2 separate regions of the Homo sapiens genome follow, and region 1 is linked to region 2. Evidence: chromatin loops called from intact Hi-C (ENCODE). Cell type or tissue: heart right ventricle. All regions are shown on one strand. Links, peaks and the distances in the headings refer to the core of each region. The heading gives the core; the rest is flanking DNA.

Region 1 (8,344 bases), core at 280-8,279, 68 kb before region 2:
ATGGAGAGGACTTTCCTTTGCCTTTTTGTTCTATTTGGGTCCTTAAAGGATTGGATGATGGCTGCCCACAATGGTGAGGACAGATCTTCTTTTCTTAGTCTGTTGATTTGAACGCTAATCTCTTCCTGAAACACACCCTCACAGACACACCCAGAAATCATGTTATACCAGCTGCCTGGGTATCCCTTAGCCTGGTAAAGTTGACACATTAGCTTGACCATTACACTTTCCTTCTGTTGTCACTTACAGAGGTCCTCCCATCACTCACCACTGCCCTGGCAGCCTTCTGGTTCTCCCAAGCAAAGCAGGTCTCTGAAATCAGGTTCTCTCTGATCCTCTCATAGCTGCAAGATTAACACATAGCAGGAAGAAGTGAGCTCTCCACTCAGTCCCTCTGTATCTTCCTCTCCCTGGGTAATTTTGGGAAGATTAGAGAGAAAATTGATGAAGCTTTTGGGGGCACAGGAGGTGCCCAACAAGTGTCAGTTTATCCTTTCCTGACAAAGGGGCCCCAACCCTTGGGTTCAGGGGGTCTTCCTCTTAGTAGTCTTTCCTAAAGAGAGTATTATTTAATCAGAAGCTAGTTTTTGAGACACACATTTTTATCTAATATTTCCATGTGCACAGAATTACACTTTAAACATAACATGGAGCAGTCAAATTAGCCCAGACTTGACTAGTTGTCTCCAAATATGATTGCAATTATGTTCAACATATGTACTCTCAACTGGAATGGGAAAACCACCATGTGTAAAACACACTTCTTGGCTTCCTTAACTTGGGTTCTGATCAAAAAGATGAACTGATTTTAGGTATAAAAGGAATTGAGATGTGAGAGATGGTTTACCTGGGGTCACAGGCATCAGTCTTCAGAGCTCTAAATTAGACCCCTTTATTCATGTGTTGTTGCCTCTCTCCAAATCCACTGGCTTCTCTCATCCAGCAAATACCTTTCATATGACCTCAGTGCTCCAAAATTGAGGCATCAGCTCTCTTAATTTAGCAGGTCAGAATAGGTGGCTCCTATAGCCAGTCCCCTTAGGACCCTGTCCCTTGACATCTGAAATCAAGAGAATGTAATCTTAGTAACAAAGCATATGAGAAAGTTGATGGTGCAAAGGCCTTCTCTTCTCATCTGGTTACTTGAGTGCACTTCAGCTTGTCCTCAGGCAACTCACGGTCCTTGTACATGCTGTTTCCTCTGCTTGGAATTCTTCTTCTTCTCCTAGCTTGGACATTCCAACTTATCCTCCAGGTCTGTTTTGATGTCATTATCTTCAGGAAGTCTACCCTGACTCCATAAAAGTCCGAGTTAGATCCTATGTGATCCCTAATGCCCTGGCTTATATCATCTATATCATTCTCTCTATTGCACCTGTCTAGACCAGCAGTGTCCCATGGAAAATACTGTAATGATAGAAATGCTCTATATCTGCACTGTCCAAAATGGTAGCCGTCAGCCACATGTGAGCTATTGGAATATTTGAAACATGGACAGTATAGCTGAGGAAGTAAACTTTAACTTATAATACTTAAATTTAATTAAATATAAAAGCCACATGTAGCCACTGGCTACCATACTGGACCACGCAGGTCTAGACATTATAACTCTTGAGCACAAGGGCTGTGTTTTGTTCACCTTTGAATCATTCGTACTTAGCCAAGGGGTGGGCAATCAGTAGGTGCCGGGTGAATATTTTTGGAATGAGTGATTTTAGTAGAAATCCCAGTTTTGTTGTCTCAAAAGATGAACTTTCACAGTGGAACCTCCAGGCCAGGAAGAAATGGAAGTGATTCCTTGATTGACAAAGAGGAAGCTTTAAAAAGCAAATGAGATTGTCACCTGGAACAAATTCTAGGTGGACAAGGGTGCCGTTGGTGCCTCCCTCTTCTTTTCTTAGTGCCCTTTCCCTTCTCCCAGGGTGTCTCACCCCGAGCCCTTAGTCTCTCAGGTCCAGCCTACTGCTTCCTGCCCACCCAAGACCTCATACAGATGCACCCCAGTGTATCAGTGAGATCCTTTGGTTGCAACTGGCAAAAACCAATTCAGGCCCACTTAGACAAAAAACCAACTAGAAGGATATGGGGTAATTCACATAATTAAAGAAAAGTTGGACACTTGGACTTCAGAATGGACAGGAATCAGAGCAACCCTGGAAATCCTGGTGTCAGGACCTAATGAAGAAGCTCTAGAGGGAGCTGCCCTTGGGATAATGGGACCTAGATGATTCTTTGCATCTGTTCCAGGATTCAAGCAAAGGGAGGGTGTTTTCAGTTGCTCCAGCTTTGAACAGGGAAGGACAGGCACCATGATTGACTCTTGCCAGACATAAATCCAATGAGAGGCAGTGGTTTCTCCCAAAGTAAAATCAGAGTGCTCTAGCTAGAATAGATACTGGCAGGCAAAAATGATAGATATCCATGATGGCCCCACTGACTAGAGCTCCACAGCAATGTCCTTCTGGATCTTTCCTTTCTGTCTCCATCTTTATCTCACCCTCAGCCTGGTCCACCCAAGGAAAAAAAAAATACCCAGTATCTCATGGTATTGAAAAATTTGCCTGTGTTTGGTCTTTAAATAGGCTTTGTCCTAGATCTCACTTTCTTCATCTCCTCACTCTAAGAAAAAAAAATTATATGCAACTACATCTGCAAGGATAATAGCTACAATGTATACATATACACACATACATACACACACACACACACACACACACACACACACACACAAATATTTATAATCCAATGGTGAGAATGGTTGGTCAGCTTTAGGTATCCATCGCCAAGAGAGGGGACTGAGAAGATTTAAGGGAAAATTCAAAACGGTGACACATGAGAGACCAGAACAACTCTATCAAGTCACTGGTTTCAGCTTTATCTGGTAGAGACACCTAAATCCTTGAGATCTGAAGCCCTCAAAATGGAGAAACAATGGCCCAAACAAACCATGCCTTAAGCCACAAAACAATTCTTGCAGAAGTGCTCACTCAGGACTCTGCTGAAAGTACAGTGGTCATTCTCAATAGAAAATGATTATCCAGGCCAGCTGCGGTGGCTCACGCCTGTAATGCCAGCACTTTGGGAGGTTGAGGTGGCTGAATCACCTGAGGTCAGATGTTTAAGACCAGCCTGGCCAACACAGTGAAACCCTGTCTCTACTAAAAAAATACAAAAATTACTTGGGCGTGGTGGCAGGCGCCTGTAATCCCAGCTACTCGGGAGGCTGAGGCAGGAGAATCACTTGAACCCAGGAGGCAGAGGTTGCAGCGAGCCGAGATTGCACCATTGCACTCCAACCTAGGCAACAAGAGCAAAATTCCATCTCAAAAAAAAAAAGAAAAGAAAAGAAAAAGAAAATGGTTCTCTACACTGTGACCAAAGTGATGGCTGACAATTCACAACCACTTCAGCTGCGGCTTCACTGTCCCAGCAGAGAAGGAAAGGCCGACAAACACTGATGATAAAACTCACCAAACCATAAGATTTGCTCACACATTCCCTGAAAATAATCAAAACCCAGCTGCTTAGTCTCTAACTGGGTGGCAAGCCTATCTCTCCTACCCACAATTGTTCCAGCTGTCAATTATGGCCAGTGAGTCACCACTGCCGAGAGATAAGCGTCCTGCTACAGAGACAAACCCAAGTGTCATCCTGGGAGTGCTTATTATTTCTTTCTGACACCACCAATGTTCCACTTGGCTTCCTCCATCTGGCATTTCAGCACCTGAAAAGTTTCTAACTTGGAATGCAATCCACATCCGGCTTTTGAGAGCTGTAACTCTCTTTGGAGGCTTCTGAATCTTATACCACTGCAGGGAAATCATGTTGAAGATGACTGAGCAATGCACACTGTCAACAGGGGCTACACAGGGCAAACTCTGTTTTGTGGTGGGGATATGAATGGCATAATAATGTAGTAGGGAGAGATTGAGAAAGTTAATATAATAACCCAGCAAATGAAAAATAGGTAGCTTAGACTCTATAGATGCTTAACAGAGACAGACATCACTGAGATTAGAGTATTGAGGGAAGACAGGATAGCAAACAAAAGAAATCAAATGTTGGCCAGGCTGGTCTTGAACTCCTGACCTCAGGTGATCCACCCTCCTCGGCCTCCCAAAGTGATGGGATTACAGACATGAGCCACCACACCCGGCCAGATTCATTGTTTTCAGGAGCTGGGGAGAGGTGGGAATGGGGAGTGACTGCTAATTGTGTTCAGGTTTTTCTTAAGGGAATCAGAAATGTTCCAAAATTTGATTGTAAGGATGGTTGCAAAACCCTATAAATATTCTTTAAAAACCCACTAAATTGTACATTTTAAGTGGGTGAATTGTTTATATGTGAATTATGTATCAACAAAGCTGTCTAAAACATATTCTGGAGTTTGGGTTTTTTAAAAATAAATATTTGCTCATTCAGGTTGTTTTCATACAACTCATATCTCCTTATTCTAAAAGTCAACTGCTGAGAAAAAGCAAATTAATTACAACTTTATTTTAATTTCTCTATCTCCAGAACTAGTAAAGTTCTCCAGACCTGCCCATTGTCCTTGGGCAACCCACAGCACAAACATCAATGATACAAGCAGCCCCTTCCAGCCCACAACACTCATTTGTTCATTCTCTCATGAACTTACCTAAAGAATCACGGGCCAGCAATGCTCTAGGTTCTGAGGAGATAGTGGTGGATCTCTAGACAAGCTCCCCAGCCACTACAGCTCAAATTTCAGTCAAACAGAGGTGAGAAGGGGTAAAAAGGATGTCAAGCAACCCCTTGGAATCGAAGGGGAGACCAGGAACATAAAGAACACACTGGAAAGGTGTGAGTCAGGCTTTGGTCATCTACAGTTGTCATCTAGTGCAATGTGGAGTTGAGCAGGATGGAAACTAGGGGCTGGGCTGAGCAGAGTTGGTAGCAGAATGCATTGTATGGGTTCAGTACAGGAGCCCAGGTGAAGAGTGCAGGAGTCAGTAAAGGTCAGTTACCAAGCCATATAAGCCTCCTTCAGAACAGGCACCAGGGCTTTTGAACTGGGTGAAAACAATCTAGGGAATGAGCTACAGGAAAGCCAAGTGTCTGACTAAATCTTCTTAGTTGTCCTGTTAGACCCGTGGCTGGACCTAGCTGTGGCATCAGTTTCCTCGTCTGTAAAGTTAATATAATAATAACCACCTTGTTAGGAGGATTAAATGAGATAAAGCAAGCCTAGATACCTATCAGAATTACACATTTAAAACAGTGCATTTTAGTTTGTTTATCTAGGAAATATTCTATTACATAATATATATTAATTATAACAAGGTATTATTCAATCGTACAATAATGAAGCCACTTGCTTCGAACTTTTTCACCCAAAATGTACAAGTGGACTGTTATCTTCTACTTTCAATTCCCGCCTCCTGGTGAAGGTTATGTTCAATTGCTTTTCAAGTATTGATGACCATTTCTTCATACTTACTGATATGAAAATATGCTATAATAATAGTATGATAAACTATTATATAGATAAACTTGTGTTAGTCAGGGTTCTCTAGAGGGACATAACTAATAGGATACATATATATGTACATATCTATATATAAACTTGTATATAAACTCCCATATATATATATATATATATATACATATACACATATATATATGTATATATGGGAGTTTATATATATACACACACACACACACACACACACACATATATATATGGGAGTTTATAAAGTAGTATTAACTCACATGATCACAAGGTCCCACAATAGGCTGTCTGCAAGCTGAGGAGCAAGGAAGCCAGTCCGAGTCCCAAACCTGAAGAGCTTGGAGTCTGATGTTCGAGGGCAGGAAGCATCCAGTATGGGAGAAAGATGTAGGCTGGGAGGCCTAGCCAGTCTAGCCTTTTCACATTTTTCTGCCTGCTTTATATTCTAGCCCCACTGGCAGCTGATTAGATGGTGCCTACCCAGATTAAGAGTGGGTCTGCCTTTCCCAGCCAACTGACTCAAATGTTAATCTCCTTTGGCAACACCCTCACATACGCACCCAGGATCAATACTTTGCATCCTCCCATCCAATCAAGTTGACACTCAATACTAAACATCACAAGTGCATCCTTTGTCAGCATGAATCCACACACATCTCCTGAGATCATACATAATCTTCAAATAAAGACAATAATGTAATAATTACGCCCAACATCATACAACTGTCCTTCATCCATTGGAAATACACAAATCCCCAACCCAAATGTTATTACATAAGTTAACAATACTTAAATACTGATACGAAGTCAACAAATCTATGTCACATGATAAAGGAAAAGGAAATAAAATGAAGATATTTTCTTAGTACAGTGTTTACATGCATTAACATGTTTTTAACAAAAAGAAGAAATACTCATGACAATTACAGTCCTCAGTTCTGCAACTGGTCATGTGGTCATAGCTGGTATTGATGACTACCTTCTTCTACTACCTATTCTGTATTCCCTTTGCCTTTGCAAGGACCTCAGCAGGTCGTGGTTTTTTTCCTGGTGGAGTGACACAAACCTTCATTCCTGAAGGGTCTGGGCCGTTTTTAGTCCTGCCTGGATTAGGCTGTTGTAATTTCCCATTGACCTTAATCACAGGGCATGGTAATTCAAAGAGACACCCCAAGGAATCTTCTGTATTCCATGCATACTCTTCCTTACCTCTGTTGTGGTGTGGAAGACTAATTTCATCTTGATAGTCCAGGTCAATCACCCCAGCCAACACTGTAACTCCATTCTTAGCCTGTTGACTTAAAGGTAGGAGGACCCCAAAGTGTCCGGGTGGCAATCTTAACTTCCAGTTTAATGGAATCATTGTTGTGTCTCCTGGTGGTAGCGTTCTCCCTCTGGAACTAAGACCTCTAGGACAGCAGAACTAATGTCTAGAGAACAGGAAGCAAAAATGTTGCTAGTGGATCACTAGGGGTGATGGTGAGTGGTACCACTTCCACTTCCACCCCTTGATTCCTGGACCCATGAATCCTGGCTATGGGAGAAAGAGTACCATATATTAGACGCTGATTCAGACCATACATAGCCTTCTGGAGAACTTTGCCCCAGTCCTACAAAGTATTGTCACCTAGTTGCCATTGTGATTGTGACTTCAAAAGGGCATTCATCTGTTCTATCAATATCAGGTGCTGCAGGATGATGGGGAACATGGTAAGACCAGTGAATTGCATGAGCATGAGCCCACAGATGGTAGTCTTGGCAGAAGCATTGTGTGCAGGATAGGCAAACACGTATCTGGAGTAAGTGTCTATTCTGGCGGACAAACCTCTGCCCTTCCCATGATGGAAGAGGTCCAATATAATCAACCTGCCACCAGGTAGCTGGCTGATCACCTTGAGGAATGGTGCCATATTGAGGGTTCAGTGTTGGTCTCTGCTGCTGGCAAATTGGGCACTCAGCAGTGGCCGTAGCCAGGTCAGCCTTGGTAAGTTGCTGAGTCCATGTTGCTGAGCCCATGCGTAACCTCCATCCCTCCCACCATGGCCACCTTGTTCATGGGCCCATTGGGCAATGACAGGGGTGGCTGGGGAAAGGGGCAGAGTGGTGTCCACAGAATGGGTCATCCTATACACTTGATTATTAAAATCTCCTCTGCTGAGGTCACCCATTGGTGAGCACTCACATGGGATACAAATATCTTCATAGTTTTTGACTACTGAGAGAGGTCCATCCACATACCTCTTTCCCAGATTTATTTGTCACCAATTTTCCAATCATGCTTCTTCCAAGTCCCTGACCATCCAACCAAACCACTGGCTACAGTCCATGAATCAGTATATAATTGCAGATCTGGCCATTTATCCCATGCAAAGTGCACAACCAGGTGTACCACTCAACAACATTCTGCCCACTGGGGAGATTTCCCTTCAGCACTGTTCTTCAGGGATGTCCTAGAAAGGGTCTGTAGTGCTACAGCTGTCCACTTTGGGTGGTACCTGAATATCGTGCAGAACCATCTGTGGACCAGGCCCTAGTCTTCTCTTCCTCTGTCAGCTGATCATAAGGAACTCTCCATGAAGCCATCAGTGCAGGCTGTGGGGAGAGAAGGCAGAGTGGCAGGAGTGGGGACCATGGGCATTTGAGCCACTTCCTCATGTAACTTACTTGTGCCTTCAGGACCTGCTCCAGCACGGTCATGCACATATCACTTCCATTTGATGATGCAATGCTGCTGTGCATGACCCACTTTATGGCTAGATGGGTCAGAAAGCACCCAGTTCATGATAGTCCATTCAGGTTGCATGGTGACTTGATGACCCACAGTCAAACGTTCAGTTTCCACCAAAGCCCAGTAACAACCCAAGAGCTGTC
Region 2 (8,344 bases), core at 76-8,075:
CCAGGTACTGTTCTAGACTCTGGACAGAGTGGTAAATAAGAAAGTGAAACTTTGCCCTCACCATCTTCGTACTCAATATCGATCAGGGTTTGATCAAAAAAGCAGAACCACTCAGAGTGATAAGAGGTTTGGCATATGGATTTGACCTTATACAATCGTGGGAGCTGGTTAACAAGTTTATGTACAGCTGTTGCTTCTTCATTTGGTGCTGGCCTGAAGTCATCAGGGTAGGCAGTCAGGAAGGAAAGATGGACAGGAAGTGGGGGAGAGCAAGGACAAGCTGGAACCCAAGAGGACAAACTGGAATGAGTGTCGGTCTCTCATCGCCTCCAAGCTTTCAATTTCAATGATGTGGGTGACCTGCCAAAGATGCTGGCACCCTTTGTCAGGAATCTAAACCCACGGCTGGCCCAGGAGTTGGACACACTGAAAGAGGAGAGCTGGCAGTGGTCACAGTAGCTGCAAGCCCAGCGGCTGCCTCATGCCAAGAAGGTGAGCCAGCAGATCCTGGACTATGCATGTGAGCTGCAGTAGCTCCTGATCCTATGCTGACTTCCTGTGACAATGTGGCTGCTGCCTCACTTCCCCCTTCCCAATCCTAACCATAGCCATCCAGGGAAAGGAATTCTGGGAAATCTGTTTTCAGTTAGCTAAGCTGACCTAGTGCAAAGCCACTCCCTGCATCGTCTCTCCCCTGAATCATGTGGCTCTACCTGCTGGTAATTGGTCCCACTCTAATCAGTCTTTCCCAGTGTCTTCAGGAGATGGTTCTAACACGCAACTCTGATCATGGTGCTGCCCATGATCAAATTCTCCACCACCTGTCCATCAGCAACAGCATGAAATCTAAACTCCTTTGCTCAATGCATTAAAATTAGATATATCTGTAAGAGACAGAAAACTCAAAATAACAGTTGTTTAAACAAAACAGAAATTTCTTTCTCTCTTGGGTAGAAATCTGGGTAGTGATTTATGGCTGCAAAGTTTTTCATGGCTTCAGGAACCCAGGATCTTTCTATCTTGTTTTGTATAGCCAACACTATTTGCTTTCCAGAATTTAGATGGAAATGGGGACAAAGACAAAGACGAGTAGAGAGAGAGAAAGAGGGAGAGATGCTGTCTTGCTGTCTGTCTTTAAGGGCAGACTCCCTGGAGCTGCTATGTGACACTTCCCTTTACAGAATTTAGTCAACTGGCCATGCCTACATTCAAGGGAGCTTGGGAAATGTAGTGTTTAATGCAGGCGGCCTTGTGCCCTGCTAACCTGTCTATCACCAATTGAAGAGGGGAGAAAACAAATAATGGAGACAATTAACAGTCTCTCCCACACATGACATATAAGATTCCTCATCTCCTGTTCCTGCCAACGCCTCTAACCTCATTTCCTGCCCATCTACCTTTCCTGTTTTAATAGCAAAACTAGAATACTTGATGTTTCACCCTACACTCCATAAACTAGTATAGTTTCCTGACTTTGCACATGCTGTTTTCTTGCCTAGAATCCCCTCCACTCACATGCTGGGCAAACACCTACTTATCCTCCAAGAGCTCATTGGCTATTTGCCTCAGATGTTCCATCCCCCTACACACCTCCTGTTTTTGAACAAATACCTATTAAAATTATTACATCATCCTATGACAATTGTTTGTCACCATGTCTCTCTCCCTTCTGCCTGAGTTTCTAGAGTGTAGGGACTGTCTTTTTAGCCCTGAATCCTAACATGTGGCCCAGTGTCCACTGCGTAATACATAGGAAATGTTTGCAGAATGAAGATATGCAGAGTACAATGGGATTGTACTTTAATCAGTCCATATGTTGTATTTCTATGAATGTAGTCTGAAGCCAGCCACAGTCTTCTATGGCTGTGGAATTGCTACATATCTTTTTCTGTTTACTGAGACAGGATCAAGACAGAGACTTCCTGACAAACAAAAGAGCTTGCCTGAGGAGAGAAGTAATTGCTTATTTATCTCTTAAACACAGTACTGAGGGCAAGCACAGATGGCTCCCTAACTCTCCCTGTGCCTTTAGGAAAGAAGACAAAATGTCACAAGTCTAGAGCCAAAATACCATAGGATGCTTTAAGAAGGTTAAAAAAAAAAAAGGGTCCCAGGTAATAACCAAAAAATCAAAATGACAAACATCTCTCATGGGTAAGACACAGAATTCTTCTTAAGGATGTGATAATGTTGGGAAAATGACCCTACGTCCCCTGGTAAATAATTTCTAACCTCTCTATAGCATCTCCTCTGAAACAGGAGGGCCTTTGAGATACAACTCTGTCCCCACCCTCACCCCACCATATTTACTGTTCTTTTGAAAGGATATAAAAGCTCTTCCTTTGACCTCCAAATACTCAGAGGATTAGGGAAAACCCTTCCTGGCAATTATTAGTATTATAGCTATCATTATGTTTTGCTGAAAAGGAAATATGAAAAATATATTTAATAAAAGATATTTTAAGAGAAAACAAAAAACAGTTTAGAAAACTAAACTGTCCTATCTAATGTGACATTCAGGGGCTCAAAAGTAGAGTGTTCAAGCAATTCTAAGCCTTGATTGTGTTCTCTTACACACCATTTAAAAGAACAGCCACAGGAGAACATCTTCTGAATTATTTTAGGTAACTATTGACAACCCTTTGCAAAGCCGCAGAGGCTGCTGGTGTTGGTGTAAACCAGAGTGCCCTTTAAACCAGTAAATTCCACTTGTAGGAAATTACCCTACAGAAATCATCACTGTACACAAAGCTGCTTATAGTAAGATATTCACCTCATCATTATTCATGATAGTGGCAAAACTGGAAATAAATATCTCATAATAGAGAATCAGCAACATATACCATGCAGCTATGAAATGATGCCATAAAATATTTATTGTTATAAAAAGATGTTCGTGATGTTAAGGAAAAACATGAAGGTTATAAAAGAGATGATTTAGTATGATCCGAATTTTATTTTTAAATGAATTATTACCATAGAGTACAAAATGCTTTCCTGGGCAAGTGCTGGCCCTGATTCAGGAGGCTGGTGGATTTGCAGGCCCCTCACCATATACCTATTTGCATTTCAGCTTGAGAATTACAGAGTCTCTGGCCACAGTATTTATGCGCCCTAAATCGAGAAAGAGAGAAAAGACTTTTAGAAAATCCCAAATACTTGTGAGATTCAAAGTTTTTGTAAATTGTCTGAAGGATTGGAGTGAGAGGGCAGACCAAAAGAGTAGTGAGAATTCTGAATGGAATTCCCCCTGTGGGGAGGAGGAATCAGGAGTAGTAGACAGGTCTTGGCCTCAGGGTTAAGGATCAAAGGGAGCCTGGTTCTAGGTCAGGATAGTGGCCTCTCTCAGAACTCTCCCCAACTCAGCTGTCCTGGAGACAGATTTGTATCAGAAGAGCTTTGGCCCTCAGGGGCCAGGGCCTATTTCTGTGAAGCTCAGAAAGTAAGTCAGACAAGTACTCCTTCATTCTAGATGTCCCAACACTGTCGCCTGCCCCAGCAATGGTGGTCGATGCAGCAAGTAATAGGGCCAGCAGGAGGTGGGGTCCAGCTGTCCAGATCCCTGAGGGGATGCCAGGGCCTCTGCAAAGTTGGCAGTGATACCAGCTTGTCCCAGTGGTCGGGGCAAGGGCCACTTCGCCATTGACACCAGACTCACTGGAGCACAAACAGCTTTGCTTTCGAGAAAGAGCCACTCTCACCCTGTGAGAGTGACATTTGAATCTCGGAATTAATAGACAACATCAACATTTTTGTTCTGCAACTTCAGAGCCAGCTATTCCCAGCTAGTGATAAACTCTCTGGGGAACTGGCCCCGTGACCAGTGGTGGCCTCAAGAAGGTGTCTGAGTTCCAACACTGCCTACAGATACAAAGATCAGGACAACTGTTAGGAATAAATGAGTGGCCTCTGCAATTCTCAGAAACACCAGTGGAAGAAAGAGGCTGGGAAAAGCTGGCCTTCCTGCTAATTTGGCTAAAGAGAGGTCTGGATGTCATAAGTGTCAATGTAAGCATGGCCAAGTCTAGGGAAACTTGCCTATCTACACTAGTTATACTTGCATGGGGGATGGTGCAGGGGGAAGGGGAGAAATAGTGGACAGCCTGTCCAGAATGATGATGAATCTTTCTCCAGTACACACTTGCCCCACAGACTACGTACTATATCTAGAACAAAAATTATCTGATGTTTGGCCTGCACTGTTATTGTACAGAAAAAAGTATGGATGCACTCAGAAAAGGGTGCCAGTGAAACTGAAATTAAAGGGACATTAAAAACTGCTTTGAAATTTTTACTTATAAGAGTTTCAAAAGAAACAAAAAGGCAAATTTAGCCTGGTATTCTGGAGGGCTTAATTGTGACAAGCGACCATAATTCCGAAATCATCTTATGATAGTCCCCTGAGCCCCTCCCCTTGTAAGCATTATGTGGACTGGGATTCCATGCCCAAGTCCAAATGCTTCTGTCTACTTGGGGTATGGGAAGGTGGAATCTCCTGAAGAAGGGGTAGGGATAAGGAAGAGATGGTTACGGCAGCAATTGCATGCCTGGATTGGGGATGGATGTGTAAGGGGTGGCCCACGAATGGAGTACAACCTCAGCCCATCTAAAGTACTTGCCCAATACTGCAGGTGAGAGGCTAGGGACTTTCTGGATTTTTTTTCTTGTCCTCGTCCTGAGTGCAGATCCTGCCAAAAGACAGAACCTGCTTCCTCTCCTAAAGCTGTCACAACTGGAACACCTTGTTTAAATCTTGGAAACTTTTATTTTGAAGTGTGGGAAAAGAAACTGAGGAAGAAGATCAAAGCAAGGAGTAACATTATGCTCTTCTGAAGTGTAATACAGTCTGTGTCAGGGAAAAGGCATAAAATAGAGAGACAGGAAACTTCACCCTGAAAATAACACCATAGAAAGAGTACTCTGCTTAACATTAACAGCTGATTAGAGCTAATGATTAAGTGTATCATCTCTAGGTGACCATGTGCTTTATTGTTCAAACCAAGATAACTTAGGCATGAAATGGAGTCCTACTAATTAATATTTACACCTGAGTAATAGGCATAAAGCCAGGACTGTCCCAGACCAACCAAAATGCATAGTCACCTAATCATCTCTAAATCCTATAGTTCGTATGCTTCTTCTATTGGGTTACGGAAGAAAAACAAGGCAAAATTTCAATGTAATATGAACTATGGCATTCTGAATAGATGCACCAAAATAGATCTGTGTTAAAAAAAAAAAAAAAAAAAAAAAAGCTACAAGTCAAGGATATTCCCGACTAAATGCTAGGAAGCCAGGTGTTTTAGGTGACTGTTTTAAGACATGGGTATTATCAAATGCATATAGGACTAACCAAGATAAAGAAAAGATGGCATTCTTCTGTCTTGTAGGGGTCCAATTTAAAAGTATGGCCCCAGGGATCCTGGGGCCACTGTTATATTTTAGAAATCAATGGGAAAATGATTAATGGCATAAATTGTATGAAAATGCTAGTTTGTCTATATGACCTAATTTTATTTGGCAAGACCTTGGAGGATCATGAACATAAAATTGCTCTCCATTTGGGAGAAACAGGCTTCCTGTTACATCTTGACAAACAGCAACCCTATTAGATCCTTAGTTCAAAAACATGTAGGACAGACAGAATTGCAGCAGGGGCAAAAGTATCTCTGCCATTGTTGTCAGCCCAGTTTCATCAATGGCAGAGGATCCAAAACCTTCTTCAAGTTCAGGAGTCTGAACTGAAGTATTCAGGTGAGAACCATGGCATTATTGCAGAAAGGAAGACAAAAGGGACAGCCCGTGGACAGAAAATCCTACAGGAACCCTGTCACCCCAGACCTCCTGGAAACTCTGTGGGGAATATTTCTGAATATTCATTCATGTCCTTGGCAAACTCCTAAATCTGAGTTCACGAGCAGGCATCTGTTGACACATCTCCTTCAAGCTCTTTATTTTACACCCTAACCTAGCTCCAGAGGTTAGGAGCCACGCTCTGCCTTTGCCAACTATTCTATCCAGGATTGAAACTCAATACATTCATCAGAATTAAACTTCCTGCTGCCAAAGTACAAGTACACACAGCTGAGAGTCAACAATGTGTTTATGGAGTTCTTCTCTGAGTATGGACTAATAACAGGCCCTTAGGGTACAAATATATTACCAGCATCGATGTAATATTACTGGGAGATGGCAGAACAAATCACAGGCAAAAGGTGAAATAGCTGCTTTCACAAACACAAAGGGAAGATAGAGTCCTAAAATTGCTTTAGGACTCACCCAAGAGCATATTACACCACAGTCCATGAAGCAATTCTGTCTACTTCATCTTAGACAAGATGAACAGATGCCTTATCGAGGACACTGGCACATGAGGGGCTATGGCCCAACAAAACATGGTCACAAGGAGATAGACCACCATCAGTGGGAGAGAACTCCACAGCAGAGGGAAATACCTGCCCAGGACTTGCTGGTCAGCTGCAACCTTTGCAGCACACAGCGCCTGGGAAGTTAGCTCCAGAGCAGCAGAAGAAAATGGCATATGGGATGAGATAGCTGAAGCTGCCGGGTTCCCAAGCACCTATGAGACATCCCAAGGGCTCTGCAAACACATGTAAGCTTCTTTCAAACAAGCTGGAGATTCAGAAAGTGCAAGAAGGGTAGAATATTCTGCTGATGTGGCTTAGAAAAGACAGGTTCCACAAATAAGACACTGTTTTCTTTGTTTTTCCTCCAACTTGTGTGATTTTATGGATGATGTTTTTAGCTACAATTATATTCAACAAAAGAATTATTTTTGATTATAGTACTTGTTCTTTTATCTCCTATTGCCAAAACAAAGGCAGAATACAAAACAGTATGTGCACTGTTATTAAAATGATCTAAAAATACGCAAGCAGAAGGACAAAGAACACAAGGTAAAAGATATTATTTTTAGAAAACTTAGAGACATCTGATATTTAAAACCAATATTTGTTGTTTTTATACATTTCTAGTCGTGATAACTCTTAGTCACTGATATTTCAGAATGTTTTATTCAGAAATATTTTTTCTTATTTTTTAAAAAATTATTTTTGGTAGAGACAGGGTCTCACTATGTTCCCCAGGCTGGTCTCAAACTCCTGGACTCAAGCAATCCTCCTGCCTCAGCCTCCCAAAGTGCTGGATTACAGGCGTGAGCCACCATGCTCGGCTAATTCAGAAACACTTTATCAAAAGAGTTTAGAAAGAAATAAGGTTATTTTTCTACCTAAAATAATGTCAGATTTGGCAAGTAATAATATGCTAATATCTCAGTGAGTCTCCCCTATTCTCAAAATGTTGCATACTAGTTTCATATGTGTTAGGAAATAGGTTGTATATCTGAGTGGCAAAGCGACAGTTCTTAGAGAAAGAAAAACTTTTCTCTTGGAATGTCATCTGTTCAATATTGGCAGTTACAAAAGTATTATCCAGAAGTGGGTTGAAAAATGTGGCTCAGAGTCAGTCAGTTATTAAATGAAAAGGAAAAGCTACCACTCTGGTCTCCTATCTCCTAGCCCAGTGTCCTTACAAACCCTTCCACTGCTTTGAAGCACAGCTAAAACCTATGCTGTATGTATAATCTGAGAGCAGAAAGATGCTTATTGCAAAAGATGTATACATTCCTCATTGGACCATGCCCAAATAATATTTAACAGCCAAATATTTCAGAGGAAGTTCTTGTACCTTTCACAATAAGAGATGTATAGAAATGAAATACATTCATTCACTCTTAGTAGACCAACTAAAATGAGAATGAATGGACAATTTTGGATATTGGCATACTGGGATATATGGGAAATCCTCCAGAGATGATGCAGTGGCAGGAAGATGTTCACAGAAAACACAGCTGTTTTCAATATTAGAAACCCAGTGCACTGACCTCATGAGAAACAACTTGCACCACTTTTTTTTTTTTTTTTTTTTGCTTTAACAAATAGCAAGGCCCAAAGGTTGGATCAACAAATGAGATTCCAAGGAACTGTTTTACATCAGTGTAGGGTCTGGGCCTGATGACAAGAAGTCATCAAATGGTTGTTGCACTTGGAAGTCTAGGATGTAAGACAGCATGAGCCCCGATTCCCTTGCCAAATAGGATTACATGCTCCTTCCCTGATAGTCTAGGTTCCTCAATATCCTTTTGAATATGGGATTCAAGAGATTCCAAAAATTCAAGAATTTAGGACAAAATATATTACTTGATCAATGAACTATATTTGATTGTATTCAACTCCTGTTACAAACATTTAACTTTAAGGAAATGAGAAAATATTCCTTAGGAAGAGAATACAAGATTGGAGTGAAATCAAAGCTATTTTCAGAA

What was found. A loop is a pair of places that touch in the nucleus more often than their neighbours do. Peaks named below come from ENCODE experiments on the same cell type or tissue, not always from the same donor. Only the 100,000 strongest peaks of a DNase experiment are listed, where the experiment ranks them.
Region 1: a loop joins it to region 2, with 2.2 times the contacts of the local background. A loop is called at or near these places in 1 of 110 quality-filtered maps.

What each region holds. Positions count from the first base shown.
Region 1 is chr1:108,013,031-108,021,374 of GRCh38, forward strand. No RefSeq gene overlaps it. Among named protein-coding and RNA genes, the nearest start is that of LINC02785, 47 kb to the right of the region's middle. In heart right ventricle, for the core only: no CTCF peak of the experiment used is centred there; a DNase peak (open chromatin) is centred at 3,636.
Region 2 is chr1:108,081,725-108,090,068 of GRCh38, forward strand. No RefSeq gene overlaps it. Among named protein-coding and RNA genes, the nearest start is that of LINC02785, 21 kb to the left of the region's middle. In heart right ventricle, for the core only: no CTCF peak of the experiment used is centred there; no DNase peak of the experiment used is centred there.